Linked DNA regions of Homo sapiens: region 1 is linked to region 2. A link is an interaction called in ENCODE POLR2A ChIA-PET data of the cell type or tissue named here. Cell type or tissue: OCI-LY7. All regions are shown on one strand. Each heading gives the region's core, and the rest is flanking DNA. Links, peaks and the distances in the headings are about the cores only.

Region 1 (6,960 bases), core at 866-5,865, 81 kb before region 2:
ATTTTCATAAAGCCTACTGTCACGTTACACTGTGCCTTTTTGTTTTTTTGTTTTTGTTTTTTTTTGAGACAAAGTTCACTCTGTCTTCCAGGCTGGAGTGCAGTGGCGTGATCAAAGCTCACTGCAGCCTTGACCTCCCAGGCTCAAGTGATCCTCCCACCTCAGCCTCCCAAGTAGTTGGGATGACAGGCATGTGCCGCCACACACGGCTAATTTTTTAAATTTTTTGTAGAGATAGGGTCTCATTATATTACCAGGGTGGTCTTGAACCCCTGGGCTCAAGCAATCCTCCTACTTCATCCACCCAAAGTGCTGGGATTACAGGTGTGAGCCACTGGACCTAGCCTGCTCTGCCTCTCTATTTATTTATTTATTTATTTATTTATTTATTTATTTATTTATTTTTAGACAGAATCTCACTCTTGTCGCCCAGGCTGGAGTGCAATGGTGTGATCTCGGCTCACTGCAACCTCCGCCTCCCGGGTTCAAGCAATTCTCCTGCCTCAGCCTCCCAAGTAGCTGGGACTACAGGCATGCGCCACCACACCCAGCTAATTTTTGTATTTTTTAGTAGAGACGGGGTTTCACCATGTTGGCCAAGCTGGTCTTGAACTCCTGACCTCGGGTGATCTGCCTGCCTCGGCCTCGGCCTCCCAAAGTGCTGGGATTACAGGTGTGAGCCACCACGCCTGGCCTCTGCCTAACTCTTAACATTGTCTATTCTACAATCTGGGCCCACTCTACCTACCCGGCTTCACTCCCCACAACTCTCCTATAGGAATCTTTACTTCCAGTGATAGTGGTTTCCTCATGAAGCCCTCCCAGCCCCATATTCCAAGACACTCTCTACTTGGAATGCCTTTGCTTATGCTGTCCCTGCACAGGGACACCCTTCATGGCCTTTCCACCCTTCACAGCCTTTCTTGCCCATTTGCCAAGATCCTGGGTAAGCTCATTGCCCCTGCTGCCCAGTCCATCCTTCACCTACAGCCACAGTATTGCACATCTACCAGGCACTTATACGTAGCACTTGTGTGTACCCGGTCAATGTGAGTCTCAAATTGCTCCAGCTGAGAAGCCAAACCTCACTGGATAAACAGAAATCTCCCCCAAAACAAGGGCTGAGACATCTTCAGCGTTACTGTGCTAAGTGTCAACCAGAGATTTAAAAATGCTTGCTGTCGGATCAGTGGGTTTCAGCCCCAGCGGACATCAGGAAGGAGACTCTTGTTCCAGATCCAAACACTCTGTCCTCATCTCTCTCCCCCTCACCATGGCAGCTGCAATCTCTTCCGGGCTGTCCCCATCCAGATCAAATCGGAAGGTCACCATCTTGCTGTTATGGGTCTGTAGCTGGCACTCAACCACTCTGTCATTCTGGTCTGAGACCTTCAGATTCAAAGTCAGCAGAGGGGAGAAGGTCAAGCCCTCTTCATCATGCTGTGTCTCCACCCTACCCCAGCCAAGTGACAGCAGCCACAATGGACTTGGAGATAAGTAGACCCCACCTCTAAAGTCTGGTATTAGAAACCAGACTGGCCGCCTCTTGAGTACTAGTCATACACTGCTTCTCCCGTTTTCTGGGTGACCTCCCCCGCCTCCCCCTGACACTTCCCTCCTGGCCCTGTAGGTTACTCTCTATCTCCTGTACTCCATCCTTACACTAGTGACCCGCAGCCGGGATCGGGGTCTGCGCCGGAGATTCCTCCCTGGGGGTCTCCTCATTTGTCCCATCCCTTCTCCCACATCGCTAAGGCCTGAAGCTGCATCTGAGGCATAGCTGTTAAAGAGAAAGGAGAGAGAATGACTGTCAGAGCAGACACTGGGACCCCAGTGCCCCAGGTGTCTCACCCTGGCACCCCAACTTGTACCAGAACATACCTGTCCCCGGGGGAAAAGTCACTTCCAGGGCCAGAACGTGGAATGGATAGGGCAAAAGCCTGAAACAGGATAAGGGTTCATGAGGTCAGGGGAAGATAACTGTTGAGATCTAGGGAGATGGTGTCAAGGATGCTGGGAGGATATTAGGGAGATGGAATTAGGGAAGAGGAGGGCAAGAATGGTGGATTTCCAGGGACATGGGACTGGATCATGAGATTGGGTTTCACAAGGAGGGAGATAGGTCATAGGCTTGGAATGGCTGGGAGCCCCCCATGCGACCCCCTCTCACCGAGGGCAGGCAGAGATGGGACTCAGCCAGGCTGGATGGCACCCCCCCAGGGGGCTGAAGGGCAGGGTCTGAGGCATCCAGGAAGCCGGAGGAGCTGAGGTAGCCATCAGTCTCGCAATCCGCTGGTTGGGGAGGGAGAGGATCAAAAAAAGGGGAAATAAAAGGGAATAGTGGCAGAGGATGGGGCCTGCCTAAGCAAGGAGGGGCCTGGAGCTGTGGGAGAGTTCCTTCCTGGAGGGAGCTTCATGGCTAGAGGTGGAAGGCAGGGTAAGTGACTGCTGTGGGGGTGAACTTCTGGGTAGGGGGCAGAGGCCAAGGTGTTCTGGGACCTACGTCTCAAGATCAGGGGTGACTTACAAGTGGTAGATGAGTAGCTGGCGTGGCGGAAAAGGAAGGGCTGGTGCTGGTCTGCCTCTGGCTCCTCAGGCTCAGGGGGGAAGACACTGGGGGGACCGGGGGCCATGGGCACAGTTGCTGGTGGAGGTCCTGGCTCTGGTGGGAGTGCCTCCAATTCCCTTGCTTTACGCAGCTTCTCACGCTTTCGCTGGATGGCAGCAACCCGTTCACGTACTGCACGGGCCACTGGCTGGTAATCGGCTTCACAGACCAAGCCCAGAGCCACCTGGAATTGGGGTGGGGGATGAGGAACACAGCTTGGGACCCCCTATCAAAGATCCATCAGGACGCCTTCTTGGGAACTCCAGGATATGGGAGGAAGAAAACCAACACTTACTGATTACCCACTATGTCTGTTAACTGGCAGCTCCTTACATTATCATCACTAGATCCTCCAAACAACCTTGTGGGATAAATCTTACCATTCGATTTTTAGAGATTAATGAAGTAGCTGGTTCATAGTTATACAGTAAGTCAGTGGTTTCCAATGGGAAGAAGAGATGTTTGGCACTATCTAGAGACATTTTTAGTTGCCACAACTGGAGGGTAGGTGCTACTGAATCTAGTGAGCGGAAGCCAGGGGTTCTTCTCAACATCCTACAATGCACAGGACAGTCCCTAAAACAAACATGTCAACAGTGCCAAGGCCAAGAATCCCTTGTCAGCAATGGATCAAGATTTGATCTCAGGTCAGGTTGGGCCGTGCTATGGAGACCTGCTCTAAATTTCTAACACATTCTCAGATTCTTGACCTACCGTAGGTGGTCTCCACCCTTGCAACTGTCATGTCTCTATTAAGAATCCCATACTCGGCCAGGCACGGTGGCTCACACCTGTAATCCCAGCAATTTGGGAGGCCAAGACTAGTGGGTCACTTGAGGTCAGGAGTTCGAGACCAGCCTGGCCAACATGGTGAAACCCCGTTCCTACTAAAAATACAAAAATTAGCTGGGCGTTGTGGCTTTTGCCTGTAATCCCAGCTACACAGGAGGCGGAGGCAGGAGAATTGCTTGAACCCAGGAGGCGGAGGTTGCAATGAGCTGAGATAGCGCCACTGCACTCCAGCCTGGGTGACAGAGTGAGACTCCATTACTCCCAAAAAAAGAATCCCATACTCCCTTCAGGACTTCCTAAGCCAGCCCCCAAGCTTCTGCCCTTGCATCTTATGCCTCTCCCCTTCTACCAGCTTCCATTCATCACCTCCTCATTCCTTTTAGCCGCAAGCTTTGCTGAATGAGTAAAGGAGGTGGGGAAGGGTAACCTGATTTAAAATCTGAACCACCTCAGTTTCAATCCAGCTCTTCCACTTACTTACTTGGGGCCCTGGACAAGGTATTCAACCTCTCTGAATTTCCATTTCCTCATCAACAAGTTGAGATAAAACTGCCCCCTATGCAGGATGGGTAGCAAAGATCAAATGCATGTGAAAGTGCTTTAAGCCATGTACAGATGTAGGCTATTAATGAGCTCTTACTATGTGCCAAGCACTGCCAGGGATAGAAGAATCGATAAAACACAGTCTCTGCCCTCAGGGAGTTTATAGTCTAGTGGAGAAGAAAGATAGGAACTTATTCAGGTTTAAGACAGGACCGATAGTGGGGAGTGCTGTAACCGAGAACATGCTGAAGTGGAAAGAAGCATTTAAGTTTGACTCCAAAGGGGACGGCTTCCCGAAATCGATGGTTCTGATCATATTGGAAGAAAAAGAAAAAGAAAAATGGGGAGGGAGGAAAGAAGGAAAAGATGAATTGGCAAGAAGGGCATCCCAGGAAGAACAGATCAGCTGGAGGTAAAGCAGGGACGCTGGAGGACCCAGGGCTCCCTCTGTAAAGGAAAACTGGGTGTGCGTGCGGGTAAGTTAGGGCTGGAGAGGTAGGGAGACGCTGCAGGAGATTTTGAGAGGGGTGAGGTGCCCCGCCCCCATCGCTGCCACCCCTCCTGCGCCCCATCCCTGTTGCACTGTCCCCTCGAGTCAATGTCCTTTACACGTCCAGTGGCAGCACAGTCTGTCCTCCGCTCACCATCTCCTGTGCCACCTCCTCGGCCGCGTCCCGGCCCAGCTGGAACAGGAACTCGATGGCCTGGTTGTCCCGTGGGCGCCCCCCGCGCCGCGCGTCCTCCATGCGCAGCCAGAGCTTGAGGCCCGGCTTCTCGCCGTCGTCCTCCTCCGCTAGTTCCACGTGCACACCGCGCTCCTCGCGGAAGAAGGCGTGGGCCAGGAGGTCCTGGATGGTGAACCTGAGGGTGACGCGTGGGTGAGCCGAGCCCGCCGCGGCCCGCGGCCCTATTCTACCCACGCTCTGCCCTTTCACCCCCACCTCTCGTTCTTATCCGTGCGGATGCAGCCTTCAATGATCTCCTTCACCTCGGGTATCTTCACCTTGTGGAAGCTGTTCGGCTTTCTGCCCTGGGGAAGGGGTTGCATGACACCTCCCGTCCTCTGATCCCCAGCTCTCGGCTTGACACCACCCCCCACCCCTTACTCCACTCCCTCCTTAGGCAGCTGCGCGTGCAGTTGCAAAAGCCTGACTGCTACTGGAAGATGTGATTTCAAATCCTAATCCCCGCCCCCCCCCCAAGTATTTACAGTGTGATCTTGAACAAGTCTCCCGCTGTTTGTTCATCTGTAAATCGCAGGGTGGAACATTTGCCCCGCTCACCTCACAGGGCAGCTGGAAGGATTGGATGAGAGATGGGATGCGAAATCATTTGTGAACTCTTGGGAGCACCACACATATTATTATTCTAAATAGCGTGTACTGGTGGGGGCGCGTGTGCACTCAATATCCTTCTGTGTTCACCAAGGCGACTCTGTGTCTAGCCTGTTTTCGTGCAGGCAAAGGGCATTGACTGCGGGCTGGCCGGCGCAGGAAAAGGGGAAGTGGCCCTGGAATTGCCTTTCCCGCCAGCCCCATCCCTCTCACCGAAGTGACCTTGCGGTAGATTTGCGCGGCATTCTGGCACTCGGAGTACGGGTACTCAGAGGTGGCCATCTCCAGCATGCACATGCCGAACGCGTACACGTCCACGGCCTCATCGTACTTTTCCTCGTACATCTCGGGGGCCATGAATTCCGGGGTCCCTGTAGGGTCCACAGCAGGGATCAGATTGCTGGGCACTCTGGCCTCGTCCTTCCCACTGGGCTAGGCAGCCCCAGGCAACCCTGCGAGTGCAAGTGACCCCGGCCCACAGTGGGGTTGAGGTGGGTGCCATAGGTCTCCTCAGCTTCCCTGTCGTCTGGTAGTTTTGTGGACCTTGAAGGCCCTTGCTGAGGGGAGGGAGTCCCCAGGTTCTCTTCTGAGGTGGGGGAGGAAGGAATGGCATGGACCCTCCTGGAGAGACGCACCGATGACACTCTTGGCAAAGGAGGCGCGCTTGAGCGTGGCCAGGCCCAGGTCCCCGATTTTGACAGAGCCAGTAGGTCCCGTGATAAAGACATTGTCGCACTTGAGATCCCGGTGCAGGATGGGAGGAACCCGGGAGTGTAGGAAATGAAGTCCCCGCAGGATTTGGCGGCTCCAGCGCTGAAGGACCCGCGGCTTCATCTCCCGGAACCGCCTCAGGTACCTGGGGGAGGGCGCATAGCCAGAGTCCTGGTGGGGGGACACGTCCTCCGGGAAGGAGCCCCCCACTGGGAAGTTCCCCCCTGCCGCACCCTGCTGCCGCCTCCGCATCTTCTGCCAGCATTCTCCTAGCCTATGTCTGCCCGGCCCCAGGGAGAAACTGAGTCAGGGGGCATGGTGGATAGACATGACGTTACCAAACGGGTTGGGAAGTAAATTGATAGATAGGGCCTCGGCCAAGGTGCTGTGGGAGCGCAGGAAGGGATGACTAACTGCCCCAAGCATGAGGGAGAGCTTCGGAGAGGAAATACTTTTGTGTTGCATCTTGAATGATGAGTAGGAGCTCAAAGGTGAAAGGGGGAAGGGATGGAGACTTCCCAGGCAGACAGGACACCGTGCTCAAAGGCACAGAAAAAGCCAGTGACAAGGCAGGGTGGGAGGAGGTGCCAGGAATTTGGTGTGTCTGGAGCTTAGGCTGAAAGTGAGGCTGTATCCTAAGGACTTTGTGAACAGGTGAGCCTGTGTGGGCTTTATTCCAAGGCCATGAGAAACTTTGAAGGGGTTTTAAGGAGGGGAGTGACAGTTCAGATTTTCAACTGGGAAAGATTCTCCAGGCTGCAGGAAGATAGGATCGCTTAGAGGGTGGCAGAGTTTGGGAAGGCCCTTTAGGAGGCTGCTGCAGGGCTCCAGATCAGCGAGATGGCATTGAGGTGGTGGCATGGATGAAGCAGTGAAAGCCAGGTGGGGAGAGGTTAAGGAAAGACTTGGGGACAGACTGATGAGGGGGCAGAGTGGAGAAAGAGGAGTCTGGGGAGACACCCAAGTATTTTA
Region 2 (5,580 bases), core at 348-5,347:
CTCCTGACCTCAAATGATCCACCTGCCTCGGCCTCGCAAAGTGCTGGGATTACAGGCGTGAGCCACTGTGCCTGGCCAGTATGTGACTTTTCTAGTGTGCCATTTGCTAGGTTCCAGACCTCATTTAATGTTTAGAATAGCTTCCCTGTTGTCCCAGACCATCTCCACACCCTCCCCACAAAGCAGATCACCCCACTGCAGCTTATGAACAACGGTCATCCCTGTCTTCTCACTTCAGGTGCTAAATGTGTGTCCAAGGAGATTGTTAGGACCAGCCTCCTCTGAATCAGGGCAGCTGGACACTTGGGAGGGAAGACAGCTGGAGAGTATGGTCACAGCAGCATCCTCCTCTGTTTTCTTTCCTAGATAACTCTTCCACACAAGTGTACAACTACCAACCCTGCGACCACCCAGACCGCCCCTGTGACAGCACCTGCCCCTGCATCATGACTCAGAATTTCTGTGAGAAGTTCTGCCAGTGCAACCCAGACTGTAAGTGTGCTACGTTTTCTGTATAGTCTACCAAAACAGTTGGCTCCAGTGTGCCCTAGGCTTGCCCCATTCCTGTGCCCTTTACTGCTTATGGCCTTCTGATATCCCCTTTGCTGTGTTTTAGGGATTCTACAAATGAAATAAGTGCATGAGATCTGGGAGAGTCGTTTCTGGAAAACGTTTAGGTTCATGATTCTAAAAGCAGCAATTACACAGAAATCAGATACTTTCCCAACTTTGTCTTCTAGGGGAGAATTAAGAAATGTGGGGGGCAGCAGGCGCAGTCACTCACGCCTGTAATCCCAGCACTTTGGGTAGGCGGATCACTTGAGGTCAGGAGTTCAAGACCAGCGTGGCCAACTTGGCGAAACCTCATCTCTACTAAAAATAAAAAAATTAGGCCAGGTGTGGTGGCTCACGCCTATAATCCCAGCACTTGGAAGGCCAAGTCGGGCAGATCACTTAAGGTCAGGACTCAAGACCAGCCTGGCCAACATGGTGAACCCCGTCTCTACTAAGAATACAAAAATTAGCCAGACATGGTGGTACATGCTTGTAGTCCCAGCTACTTGGGAGGCTGAGGCACAAGAACTGCTTGAACCCAGAGGGCAGAGGCTGCCAGTGAGCCAAGATTGTGCCACTGCACTCCAGCCTGGGCAACAGAGCAAGACTCTGTCTCAAAAAGAAAAGAAATGTGGGACTCTTTTTTTTTTTTTTAAGTTACAGCCCCAGTTTCCCTTTTCTGAATACTGTTTTAAAAAATTTTTTATTCAGATATTTTTTGTTTGTGATTCTGTGTATGTCTATTTTCATTTCATAGCTGGAGTTTTAATATCAGGTAGAAGACAGGGGCCTGGATGTCAGCAGAGACATCCGGGTACTTATCTTTTACTTCTTATCCCACCATGCCCTTCCCAACTCAAAGCTGAGCAGTTTGATGGCAGTCCCCACAGCTTGCAGAACTTGGTGCCCAGGCGGTTTTGCTGGAGGAAATACCTCCTAACCCATAGCAGATAGTGATCTTAGCCGCAGCAGAGAAGTGGTTGCGCTGGGTTGGGCAGTGGGTGGAGAAGGATGGCATAGAACGGATGCATTCTGTTCTCAAAATGATACTTGTTTTGATGGTGACAATTTACCAGTGAAACACACTGATTTCATATTCTCTGGGGTACTCTCCACCTCAGTGGGAGGGAGAGGATTGTTGGGGAATCTCTAGGGGACACTTCTTATTAGTATACCTGCTTTTTTTTTCATTTTTTAAATTTTTTTGAGACAGGATCTCAGCTCTGTTGCTCAGGCTGGAGAGAAGTGGCACAATTATGGCTCACTGCAGCCTCAACCTCCCTGGCTCAAGCCATTCATCCCCCTACATCCATCAAGCCTGGGACTACAGGCAGGTGTCACCACACATGGCTATTTTTTTTTTTAATTTTTTTGTGGAGACAGGATCTCCCTATGTTGCCCAGCCTGGTTTTGAACTCCTGGGCTCAGGTGATTCTCCTGCCTTGGCCTCCCAAAGTGCTAGGATTACAGGCATGAGCCACCATGCTTGACCACACCTGCTTTTTTGACTCGAAGGCATGAATGTTGGGAAGCACTCAGTTTTCTATGGACAAAACTTGTGTATTTGATTATTGGGAAGGGAGCTTCCTCTTATTTTGCCAAACATCCTTGAACACAAAAAATTTACTTCTTTGCTGTCCCTTGAGTCAACCACAAGCCCCAGTATTAGCTTATTTCCCTTCTAAGACTTACCTGTCTTCCCTTCCCAGGTCAGAATCGTTTCCCTGGCTGTCGCTGTAAGACCCAGTGCAATACCAAGCAATGTCCTTGCTATCTGGCAGTGCGAGAATGTGACCCTGACCTGTGTCTCACCTGTGGGGCCTCAGAGCACTGGGACTGCAAGGTGGTTTCCTGTAAAAACTGCAGCATCCAGCGTGGACTTAAGAAGGTGAGGCCTTTCCTCAGGACCCCACACCACATAAAATGGAGGGGGAAGGAAGGAACGGTCCCAAGCATTCTCTTTCCACTGGTTCTTTTGAGGCTTTATATGTGAAAGTGCTTGATAAATCCTAAAAGACACATATTTACTGAATTAATAAAGGCTTCAGTCCCAGTAGGGCTTAGAAAAATGGTTCCTGGCCAGGTGTGGTGGCTCATGCCTGTAATCCCAGCAGTTTGGGAGGCCGAGGCCAGCGGATCATGAGGTCAAGAGTTCGAGACCAGCCTGGGCAACATGGTGAAACCCTGTCTCTACTAAAAATATAAAAATTAGCCAGGCATGGTGGTGCATGCCTGTAATCCCAGCTACTCAGAAGGCTGAGGTAGGAGAATCGCTTGAACCTGGGAGGTGGAGGTTGCAGCAAGCCGAGATCGCACCACTGCACTCCAGCCTGGGACAGAGTGAGATTCCATCTCCAAAAAGAGAAAGAAAAGTGGTTCCTTGAACTGGCCAGACAAAAAGGAGCTGCGAGGTGTATGCACCTTTGGTGATGTCTATGTTTACCTCACACATTGCAGTGAATTCCTATAGACTAAGGCCCAGGAGGGCTCCATGGATAAAGGAAGAGATATCCTATTTCCGTTCGTCACCACCTCCCATTTTCTTTTCTCTCCCAAGCAGAAAAGAATGGGTTAGACCTTTTTCTGCTTTCAGATCCTCTTAACAGTTGCTGGTTCTTTCCACCCCACCCCCACCACACATGTGCACATCCAGCACACACCCCCTACTCATGCACACCCTGTAGTCTGAGACTTGGCCCCCTCTTCCCCAGCACCTGCTGCTGGCCCCCTCTGATGTGGCCGGATGGGGCACCTTCATAAAGGAGTCTGTGCAGAAGAACGAATTCATTTCTGAATACTGTGGTGAGGTGAGTGCTATAGTTTTGGCCCACATTCTTACTCGGGGGAGACTGATGAGAAACTCTGATTTTCTGTGGGCCAGGCTTCTTTGAATTAATCTCTAAATAACTCAGCTGTGTTCTCACGTGGCCTCTTGGGGAGATCCCACAGAACCGTTTGCAGTACTGAAACCACTGTTCAACTCTTTGGCAACTCCAGACACAAGAGATGAGGGGGGCTCTTTTCAGCCTTAAAACTGGTTGGCCTGGGTGGGAATTGGAACAGCATAACTTGAACTTGCTCTCTTGTGATTCTCATCATGATGCTCAGTAAGCACCCATGTGAGATACCACCCAGCCCTTTCTGGGGGCAGGGTACCATGCCCTGAGCAGGCAGCCTGATACTCCTATTTGTTATTTGTCTATCTCTCTAGCTCATCTCTCAGGATGAGGCTGATCGACGCGGAAAGGTCTATGACAAATACATGTCCAGCTTCCTCTTCAACCTCAATAATGGTATGAAGTCACTTTGTCTCATCCCAAGGTGGTCTTTTTTTTTTTTCTTTTTTTGAGACGGAGTCTTGCTCTGTTGCCCAGGCTAGGGTGCAATGGTGCGATCTTGGCTCACTGTAGCCTCTACCCTCTGCCTCCCGGGTTCAAGTGATTCTCCTGCCTCAGCCTCCCGAGTAGCTGGGACTACAAGCACCTGCCACCATGCCCGGCTAATATTTTTGTATTTTTAGTAGAGACTGGGTTTCACCATGTTGGCCAGGCTGGTATCGAACTCCTGGCCTCAAGTGATCCACCCGCCTCGGCCTCCCAAAGTGCTAGGATTACAGGAGTAAGCCACCGCACTTGGCCCCAAGGTGATCTTTCTACCAGATTGCCCTTGCTGTAGTCCAAGTTTAGATCAGCTCCGAATCTTCCAGCAGATGCATAGAGCAAGGGGGCAGGATCACACTTGGGGATCCCACAGGCCACAGTGCCCTTGCTTTGGAAGAACCTCCATTTCTGGGTTCTGTTTGTAATAGGAGTGCTGAGCGTCTTTACCTGAGAAATCTCCCTGCCCAGTAGATGAGAAGATCCATAATTCAAAGAGGGACCCAAAGGGAGTGCTCCCACACAAGGCTGAATTCTGAGGCTGCATGCTTTCCTCTGCTCCTGTTAGCACACTGGGCTTCAACATTCCCATCAGACTAAAGTGTTTCTGTTACCATTTAACTGATTTTAAATTCAAGCTGAGAAGCTGTGGAATTGCCTGCTGTGCTTATGGTTTTCCTTGATTTACTTTATACAGATTTTGTAGTGGATGCTACTCGGAAAGGAAACAAAATTCGATTTGCAAATCATTCAGTGAATCCCAACTGTTATGCCAAAGGTGAGTCCCAGTAACCTGGGAGGTGGGGTGGGGGATGGATGCCTCTTTACTGTGATTTCCATTCGTTGTTGAACATTTTCCTTAGCTGAGCTATTTTTTGTCCAAAGATAATCATGATTAATATCTGGTATCATTTTAGGCCCCTCTCAATCTTAGTTTTCTAATCTGCTTTTTTCAGCGAATACATTATAAACACTTTCCCACAAACATGATTTAACCAGCCTGAGCAACATAGTGAGACCCATCTCACAAAATAATAATAGGCTGGGTGTGGTGGCTTACGCCTGTAATCCCAGCACTTTGGGAGGCTGAGGCAGGTGGATCACTTGAGGCCAGGAGTTCAAGACCAGCCTAGCAAACATGGTGAAACCCCATCTCTACTAAAAATACAAAAATCAGCTGGGGGGCGTGGTGGTGTGCACCTGTAGTCCCAGCTACTCAGGTGGCTGAGGCACAAGAATCGCTTGAACCCTGGAGGCAGAGGTTGCAATGAGCCAAGATCATGCCACTGCACTCCAGCCTGGGCAACAGAGCAAGACTCTGTCTCAAAAAACAAAACAAAACAAAACAAAAAACCCCACTTATAATAATAATAAAGATAATTTTTCTGCCATAATAACAGATCTAAAAGCATAGAGGCAACTACCATATTGACTACTTTCTAATTCCATTTGATTCATGTTTTCACTGGGAATTTGGAGAAAATCAACCCAGAAGCCTACTGGTTATTGACTTGGAGTTGGGTAGGAACCTAGCCTCGGGTTTATCCTGCTTGCAGTGGTCATGGTGAATGGAGACCATCGGATTGGGATCTTTGCCAAGAGGGCAATTCAAGCTGGCGAAGAGCTCTTCTTTGATTACAGGTGAGGT

Evidence for each region. Peaks named below come from ENCODE experiments on the same cell type or tissue, not always from the same donor. Only the 100,000 strongest peaks of a DNase experiment are listed, where the experiment ranks them.
Region 1: POLR2A ChIA-PET joins it to region 2 with 10 read pairs; 8 of 35 experiments call an interaction of 5 or more read pairs at or near these places.

What each region holds. Positions count from the first base shown.
Region 1 is chr17:42,783,110-42,790,069 of GRCh38, reverse strand. It overlaps WNK4 (WNK lysine deficient protein kinase 4), which reads right to left. Exons shown (of 19, transcript NM_032387.5): 3 at 5,913-6,133; 4 at 5,491-5,648; 5 at 4,885-4,973; 6 at 4,588-4,804; 7 at 2,528-2,792; 8 at 2,171-2,292; 9 at 1,882-1,940; 10 at 1,663-1,780; 11 at 1,273-1,389. Among named protein-coding and RNA genes, the nearest start is that of WNK4, 6.0 kb to the right of the region's middle. RefSeq lists enhancers at 5,404-6,035, 5,941-6,960. In OCI-LY7, for the core only: no CTCF peak of the experiment used is centred there; no DNase peak of the experiment used is centred there.
Region 2 is chr17:42,702,870-42,708,449 of GRCh38, reverse strand. It overlaps EZH1 (enhancer of zeste 1 polycomb repressive complex 2 subunit), which reads left to right. Exons shown (of 21, transcript NM_001991.5): 15 at 367-492; 16 at 2,265-2,443; 17 at 3,267-3,362; 18 at 3,767-3,848; 19 at 4,630-4,710; 20 at 5,489-5,573. MIR6780A (microRNA 6780a) reads left to right here and starts at 299; the gene lies at 299-366. RefSeq lists an enhancer at 2,960-3,600. In OCI-LY7, for the core only: no CTCF peak of the experiment used is centred there; a DNase peak (open chromatin) is centred at 3,239; H3K27ac peaks cover 1,402 bases.